Regions from separate parts of the Homo sapiens genome. Here region 2 is linked to region 1. A link is a loop called in an ENCODE intact Hi-C map of the cell type or tissue named here. Cell type or tissue: heart right ventricle. All regions are shown on one strand. Each heading gives the region's core, and the rest is flanking DNA. Links, peaks and the distances in the headings are about the cores only.

Region 1 (4,399 bases), core at 88-4,087:
GTTTCACTCTTGTTGCCCAGGCTGGAGTGCAATGGTGTGATCTCGGCTCACTGCATCCTCCACCTCCCGGGTTCAAGCAATTCTCTCGCCTCAGCCCCCCAAGTAGCTGGGATTACAGGCCGCCACCACCATGCCTGGCTAATTTTTCATCTTTTTAATACAGACGGAGTTTCACCATGTGGGCCAGGTGGTCTCAAACTGCTGACCTCAGGTGATCCACCCGCTTCGACCTCCCAAAGTGCTGGGATTACAGGCGTGAACCACTGTGCCCAGCCCCCATAATTACTTTTTTCTTTTTTTTTTTTTTTTTTTTTTTTTTTTTGGTGGAGGGGACAGAATCTCGCTCTGTCTCCCAGGCTGGAGTGCAGTGGCACAATCTCAGGTCACTGCAACCTCTGCCTCCCAGGTTCAAGCAATTTTCCTGCCTCAGACTCCCGAGTAGCTGGGATCACAGGCGCGCGCCACCATGCCCAGCTAATTTTTGTATTTTTAGTAGAGACGGGGTTTTGCCATGTTTGCCAGGCTGGTCTCGAACTCCTGACCTCAGGTGATTCACCTGCCTTGGACTCCCAAAGTGCTGGGATTACAGGCATGAGCCACCCCGCCAGCCCATAATTACTTTTAAATTGTTTCCATTTCCTTCTGACCTGGCAACCATGTACCCTAAGTCAGCCTTTCACAATAAAGAAGTTTATCCCCTCTTCCTTTTAGGTTAATTCCTAGGTCCTTCTCCATCAAACCTGATTTCTCTGACTGACCAAAGCCAAATCCGGATATGCTTTAATAGATGTCTAAAATATGTCCTCAGTTCCTAGGCAGTGGGATGTCCCTGCTGCAATCTTCTGCTGCTGAGCTCTTGGAACTGATTTGATGCCTATATTCAAAAATTTATGAAACTGACTTACATATCACTTGGTTAGTAAAGTTACTGGAGAGCTTTGAGGCTTCATAAGAGTGTTTGGGGCTTTATTTCATATCCTGCAGGAAATGATTAAAATTTGGGTTCCCTTTGTCACCTATATGCACATACCATCACTTTCTAAGCTATTATTTAAAAGCAGATTTCCCATCATAGTGGTATACGTTTTCACATTCACTTGTTCTTAACATCTTGTCATCAAATATAGAGGCTTAGCTTTTCTTTTTCTCAGAACCTTTAATCCACACTTTTATGAAGAGTACCTAACTCATTATAGGTATATAATGAATGTTTGTAGAAGGAAGGGAAGGAGCGAGACGTGGGAAATCCCTGAATGGTGATTAACTCAAATCTTAGTGGGGAATCCTTTCTAACAAATCTATTCTTACCTTATCTTGGAATGGTGAAAATATAATTTACTCTCACAGAATGAGGTACCATTTGCCAATTTTCTGCATCAGATCACAGAACTGGATACTCATGTTTAAACTCCTTTAACGTGAGCCCCAACCCTTCTTTAACAGAAGCACGTCGTTAGGTGCAGGGTGACTAAGTAGAACTGGAACTGAGAACTTGAACCAGACCTCAGGTTTTCCAGCTTCTAGCCCAGGCTTTTATCTTGATGACTTTCCGCTTTGGTTTCTTTTCTTTCTTCCACCTTAAAAACCCTAATTTATTTGTAAGTGGGTTCTTACTACCAAATGCCACTGCCCTTGTCCACATTGACATCTGTGAAAATGTTCCCGAAGAGAGTAGGTGACTGGTTGTTGTACCTAGAATTCATTGAAAAGAGCTATGGGGGAGATCTTTGTTTTGTTTTAACATTTTGTAATTTGCATCTCCCTGCCATGAGCCATTCATTCCCTAAGGATCCTTAGCTAGGTGGGGAGCACGTTTGCATAGTGCCACTGCCTGAACCGCCAGCAGGGGGAGCCATGGCAGCGGGGTTTGCCCGGCACCGGCCAGGACACGGATGGATTTCTCCGGTTGCTTTGGAAACCAGCCTTCAGAGTCAGTCCTGTTCATTAGCTGCGGAGTTAACGGCCTCTGTGCTAATGAACTCCTCTGATGTCTCTTCTCTTAAGCATCCTTCTAGTGAGTAAAGATTTCCCTCCCCACCCTGTGATACCAGATTTTATTTATCATCTTTCAAGAAAGTTTACTTTCTCATGGATGGAAACCCTTTGCAGTTCTGGCAATTGAAACAAATTTTAAAACTTTTATTGACACCATCAATCAAATATATGTATATAATGAGACGTACTTGTAGAATATTACTAAAACTTGAGTTTTAAACCATTTAATGGTTTTTTTTATTAAATTTTTTAATGCTATAATACTTCTCCCATTCACAGGAGGAAGGGGCAGAATCATTTATTCCCTTGGTTTTCCTTGTGATAGTGATTTGCATAACCTCTCGATGTTGTTCGTCCAGGGATGCATTGTCATCTAAGTGGCAATGTCATCTAAGGATTTCACATTTATTACAAATGAGTACAGAGAACATTCACATCTCATTTTGTTTTTTTGTAAATGCACTAATCAGTTTTCTTTCCAATGCCTTCCACTTAGATTAGGGAAGCGATACTCATCCTTCTGTTTACTAAGTTTTCTTCTTCCAGCTGGATACTTTCTCCATGCAGGAATTCCTCCCTTTCCCTTTCATGTGTCTCTCACCACTTGCCCTTTTAAAGATTCCCCACTCTGCTTCTCGGTAAATATACTAGGAAAAGCATTTCCTGTTTCTGCCCACACGGGAGATGGACAGGACTTCCAACACGCACAGTCGGTCCAGACCTGCCCTGGTCTGTAATTTCTTCTGAAAGGTTGGCCCTCCTTGGGTTACTGTCTGTGTCATGTCCCCAGGGCCACTGTCCCTCCCTCCCCTCAGCCTGGAGGAGAGCTCCACTGCGGGGGGCCACTTGCTGGCAAGTGTGACACAGCTCATTCTGCAGATGGCACCAATGCACTCTCAGCTGCCCCTGCCATCTCCGAAGGGCCTCAGAACTCACAGCTGCATTTGCCCAAGTTAACGTGTCATGGACATGTTTTCCCACGTCTCCACCGTTCATTTTGGAATATCGGCTTGTCAGCCACTACAGTCCTTGGAAATAATAAAATCCAGTCTACGTTTGCAGTTGGTTGTCCCACAGTCGTGGTACGTGTGAAATGTGTGTGTGTGTGCCTGCATGTGTGTAAATTCTTATATGTTGTGCCGTCTACCCTGGGATTTCTGGAGATCCACCAGGGTCCCGGAGATTTCCAGAAGTGACCCTGAGATGCTCAGTAGCTCGTCTGTGTGTTCCACAGGTTTGGCGTCACCTACTGCCATAACCCCAGTAGCCTCACCCATTTGCGGTAAAACAAGAGGCACCACACCCGTTTCCAAACCCCTGGAAGGTAAGTCGCCAAGGCCCCGGCCACGCCAAGCAGTTTCTGATCAGAAGAGGCCTTAGTGATGCTGTCTCACTGACGGTTTCTGCTTGCCTAGATATCGAAGCCAGACCAGATATGCAGTTAGAATCGGACCTGAAGTTGGACAGGCTGGAAACCTTTCTAAGAAGGCTGAATAACAAAGGTACCTACTGGAAGCCAGAAGGCTTTGCTCTCAGAATCTCTAAATCCTAATTCTGATTGCTTTTCTTCCTCAGCCAAAAAAAAGAAGTTTTGGTCAAGACTGATTAGAGAAACAAGCCCTGATTCACTTGATAACGTACTAAATTGGGGACTCCCAATAATACATTTTTTTCTTGAATCTAAGCCCTTGGGATGCCATCCAATTGGAATTGTGAACTGAGTGATTTTGCTTATAACTCTGAAAGCAGATTATTATGTGTCGGCAAAATCAACGTGACCTTGGGCCTGGTGAACTTTAAATTGTATGTTATCAATTTCCAATAAGGTAAAAGCTAATATTATTTCATATAATCACAAATGATTTCTAAAAGAAAATTATGGCAAATGAATATTGAAGTAAATGTTTCAATATAAAAGTCAATGCGGTATACCAAATAAAAGAGCAATATGCAAAAACAGCCTTTTATCTCTTGATTAAAATGCCCAATCCTGGAAACTTATCAAATACTAGGCGCTGGGAGTCCCTACTATTGACAGTGACCACTAAAAGGTTGAAAATAATACAACCACCACTGAACAGAAATATAAAAGTGTAATATAATAACTGAACTGGCTAGGCAGGGAATGCCAGTCAGCAACGCATTTATTACACACATGGAGCAGTGATCTAGCCCGTGGGTCAGCAAACGATGGCCATTGCCAAATCCAGCTGCCCACTTGCTTTTTTTTTTTCTTGTTTGTTTTTTAGAGACAGGGTCTTGCTCTGTCACCCAGGCTAAAGTGCAGTGGTGCCATCATAGCTCACTGTAGCCTTGAACTGGACTCAAGCAATCCTCCCACCTCAGCCTCCCAAGTAGGCGGGACTATGGGCGTGCACCACCAAGCCTGGCTAATTTTTTTTCT
Region 2 (4,399 bases), core at 112-4,111, 89 kb after region 1:
CACTCCGAGCCCAGCTGGCCGCCCGGGTGCGCCTCTCAGCTATTCAGCAGCGGGAGCTGCCGCGCATGTGCGCGCTCCAAGGCCGCGCACTCCCAGAATTCCCCCGCGTCTTTCCGGAGGGCGAGTTCCTTATGTGTCTTTGCTGACACGGTGGGCTCTGAATCCGCCCCGACCTCAACCCAGCTCTCTTTCTGTCTTGTCAGTGGGAGAGGACTGAGTCAGGAGAATATCAAGCTGTTTTATTTCAGCAAATGCTCATAACAGCTGTATTGCTGTGCGAAAAGCGCTGTGCTTTAATCCTGTTACCTTAAATTTAGGTCGAACTCTACCTTGTCACACTGCTCAGCCTTCTGAGCCTTTCTCCATCTCAGACAGAGACACGAAGGCTTCTTAGAACAACTGCTTCTTATTGTTATGAAGGTTAAATGAGTTACTTTGGGAAGGCAGATTGTTAACCACAGTGCTCTATAAAAGGTGTGATCAGGTATTAACTTGCTGGCTTCCCCTCTGTTAGAGTGGGGAGCACCCTTTACATGTTAATTCATCTTGAAAGGGAGGTGTAGACTTCAGGTAGGTCAGGTGCATATAAACTTCTTGTGGTGCAACCTCAGACCAACTCTTCCTCCTCGTAAGAACTGCTGCACTCCAACTGCAGGAGGTGTATGTCTACACCTTGCCTCTTGCATTAAGTTGTAAATATTAGTGAAGGTACCAAACCTCATTCATTAAACTTAGCACAGTGCCTGGTACATGGCAGGCACTCAATGAACACCCGTAATCTTGTCTTATCTCCTTATACCTGCAGTTAATGTCATATACAATAGATATTTGATTAAAGAATACATACACATAAAGCTTAGCTGGGTGCTGTGGCTCATGCCTGTAATCCCAGCACTTTTGGAGGCCTAAGCAGGTGGATTATTTGAGCTCAGAAGTTCGAGACCAGCCTGGCTAACATGTGAAACCCCGTCTCTATTAAAAATACAAAAATTAGCTGGGTGTGGTGGCGCACACCTGTAATCCTAGCTACTCAAGAGGTGGAGGCAGGAGAATTGCTGGAATCTTAAGAGGTGGAAGTTGCAGTGAGCAGAGATTGTACCACTGCACTCCAGCCTGGGCGACAGAGTGAGAGATACCGTGTCTCAAAAACAAAAAATAAAACGTAGAATAAGTTAGGAAATTATTTGTTAAATATCTGGAAAAGCTCTTTTACCAGATATCCAAATGGCTTCTTTGCCTACTTCAGATCTTTGCTCAAATGTTGCCTTCTTAAGGAGGCCTTCCCTGCACATCCTACTGAAAATATGCAGATTCCTCCAGCATCTCCGAGGAATCCAAAAGCCTGGCATACTGGCAAAAGGTAAGAATTTCTTACCAGACTTCTGGCCTCTCTCTTTCTCTGTGCAAATTAGTTGAATGAATAGTAAAAATCACTGTTTATCTCCTCTGTAAAGTTTTAGTTAATGAGATGAAGGATTCGTGAGGCTAATCTTAAGCTGTAGAGAATCTAGTGTGCTTTGTGTGTCTTTCTGTGTTCTATAATGGATAAGGGTAACTTAGGATAGAACACAGGCTTAGGATACCTGTAAGCCTGCTTTTTAAGATGGCCCAGCAAGCTGGTCAGTTACAAACTTTGCTGCAGGTCTCTAAAAAAAAACTGGATGAGTTTTCCCTCTTGTCTTGTATGTCCTTGGGAGCTTGATCTTGTAACCATGCTGCCATGCTTTTTCTTTTCACAATGCAGCCCAGGTTCAGGGTACAATTCCTGGCTTGGAAAATGAGTCCTTTTATCTTCTGTCTGTCTATGTATTTAAATGTATTATGTGAGTTATGTTTACATATGAAAGAGCTTTAATTAGTCAATATTTTCACACATAGAATTATGTTCACAAAGTTAATTTTTACAAACCTTCCATAACTTGTTTAAACCTTTAGCTTTATTTTATTTAATTTTAAACAATCCTTTAACCCTCTAAACTAGGCAAAAATTTACATTCCCATGCCTTCTTATAAACTCTTTCCAAAAACACATTTCCTTCTCCTCACACACCTTGCATGTAAGCCTATTTTTTAAGTAGTCTCAATTACATGTTATAATGGTAATTCTTAGCGACTGTCACTTTTGGTGCATAAATTTTCTTTTATAAATCTTTTCACAGCATACACAGACCATCTACAACATGTTTGGACTTTCTGACTTGTCGTAAGCATCCCTATTTTTAAACAACCAGTTATTTTACTTTAGGACAAGAATTTACCATAAAAGATCCTTTCTTATATAAAATCTCTTTTCTTTATAACCTCCTTTGAATAGCTAGGGGGCATGGCTAATTCCATATATCCCCAGGCCTTATTTAGAATTTAATGTCTCTAAAAGAAATTGAACAATTTTTTTTTTTTTTGAGACGGAGTCTCGCTCTGTCGCCCGGACTGGAGTGCAGTGGCGGGATCTTGGCTCACTGCAAGCTCCACCTCTCGGGTAAATTGAACAATTTTTAAAAGTCAAAGAAGCAGTTTATGACCTTAAAGCATTTAGCAAACTTAATATCTGACCTGCATAGTTTAGACCAAATGTTTGTATTTTTAAAGATATTTTTATTTTACCAATAATCTTCAAAACTGTCTTTATTTCCAAGAGATTACTTAAGTCACATGAACTAAAAGGCATTACACTTTTTACTTTCTAATAAAATATTTGATTTAAGCACTTATTATTTTTAAACTAATTATAATATGTCTAAGTATATGTTGTCAATCATAATTATGGTTATTAAGTTATTGTACACCACAGAAATAACCAAATTTCCCTGTATAAATGTGCTAACATAAGTAGAACAAAAAAATTAATTAAATACTAAGAAAATACTTTGCCAAATTTTCATGTTAAACCAGGCGATACGGAAATTGTTTACATGTACAATTTGAACTCCATGGTCCAAGTCAAATTATCTGTAATAACCCATTAGTTGTTGGTGCTATGCACCTAAATTGGAGAAACAACTGGTATTCAAGAGGACATAAAGTCCCATGTTAAGCATAGACTCATGGAGAACCAGGACAGCCACTTGGCCCTTCCTGAGTCCTTAAATGTGTTGTTATTAAAGGTTCTGCATTCCATGACTCATCATGGAACAGATAAAACAATCCAAATTGAATATATTGATGTGATGACTTATAAATTGTGAAAATAGTTTAAAACCAGTGTTTGGTTCCATATTCCTGGGAAGACAATCAAACCTTTACGTACATTTGGCTACCTGATGGGTCATTTAAACATAAAGAGATTTCATTCGATTGTTAGTTTCAATGCATGTCTTATGTTATAACAGTTAATTATCATCCCACAGTATATTTTCACCAGGTAAAGAAAGCTTTTTATGGTTCGCTGGGGACAATCAACCCCTTCACAATCTAGAACCTGAAGATTGGATATTCTCAGAACATCAGAGAAAGACTGTCCTTGCCATTCACACTGCAACAAAACTTTGGAAACTTGAACCTTGGGTTCATAAACTCACAACTGAGAAAGGTCCCTCCACACCCTTGGAACTGTACACCCATTAGAACCCTCAAGGTAAAACTAAACAGGAAAGTTTCTCCAGAAAAGAAGATGACATCCTTGATGTAAACAGGTTTTCCCAAGATCACAGATCAAGACTTCTACTATCATGAGATTCTTTTTTTATTTTTATGTTTTGAGACAGAGTTTCACTCTTGTTGCCCAGGCTGGAGTGCAATGGTGCCATCTGGGCTCACTGCAACCTCCACCTCCTCGGTCCAAGCAATTCTCCTGCCTCAGCCTCCCGAGTAGCTGGGATTACAGGCATGTACCACCACACCTGGCTAATTTTGTATTTTTAGTAGAGATAGGGTTTTGCCATGTTGGTCAGGCTGGTCTCAAACTCCCGACCTCAGGTGATCCGCCCACCTCAGCCTCCCAAAGTGCTGGGATTACAGGCATCAGCCACCGTGCCTGGCCTATCATGAGACTCTTATATCTTTGAATATTTTTTCCTTGTTTATGCCTCTATGAACAATAGAAATAAAAAGGGGGTCTATTATGTGCACTTATAGGGTGCACTTTTATTTGTGAAGGATTTTTTTAGCCAGCTTTCTACATAAATAACCTTATATGGTGATAGATAAAAGATAAAGTTCCAATGTAGGTGAGAAACTTTAATGGTACATTCATTGCCTCATAATTAGTCAAAAGTCCTCTTAATTCTCATCATGGGTTAAAGAGAACATTGCCAGAAGACCTTCACTCTTACAGAAGGACATCATTTGTTAGGTTCTTCTTCCATGGTTTAGAATAAAAGAGGCAATAATTAGAAATGTATCCCTTATGATAGGCTGTATAGTAGATTCTAAGTAAAGGCTATGTTTACACAACAGACTT

Evidence for each region. Hi-C counts contacts between places; a loop is a spot of excess contacts. Peaks named below come from ENCODE experiments on the same cell type or tissue, not always from the same donor. Only the 100,000 strongest peaks of a DNase experiment are listed, where the experiment ranks them.
Region 2: a loop joins it to region 1, with 10 times the contacts of the local background. A loop is called at or near these places in 3 of 110 quality-filtered maps.

The regions. Positions count from the first base shown.
Region 1 is chr10:29,494,012-29,498,410 of GRCh38, reverse strand. SVIL (supervillin) reads left to right here. Exons shown (of 38, transcript NM_021738.3): 19 at 3,230-3,319; 20 at 3,411-3,497. Among named protein-coding and RNA genes, the nearest start is that of MIR604, 49 kb to the left of the region's middle. RefSeq lists an enhancer at 1,552-2,053. In heart right ventricle, for the core only: CTCF peaks have their summits at 1,624 and 1,834 (motif pointing right); a DNase peak (open chromatin) is centred at 1,846.
Region 2 is chr10:29,405,206-29,409,604 of GRCh38, reverse strand. It overlaps LOC105376474 (a long non-coding RNA gene), which reads left to right and starts at 152. Exons shown (of 3, transcript XR_930787.3): 1 at 152-1,360; 2 at 2,160-2,203; 3 at 3,348-3,714. It overlaps SVIL-AS1 (SVIL antisense RNA 1), which reads right to left and starts at 71. Exons shown (of 3, transcript NR_110927.1): 1 at 1-71. In heart right ventricle, for the core only: no CTCF peak of the experiment used is centred there; no DNase peak of the experiment used is centred there; H3K4me3 peaks cover 689 bases; H3K27ac peaks cover 661 bases.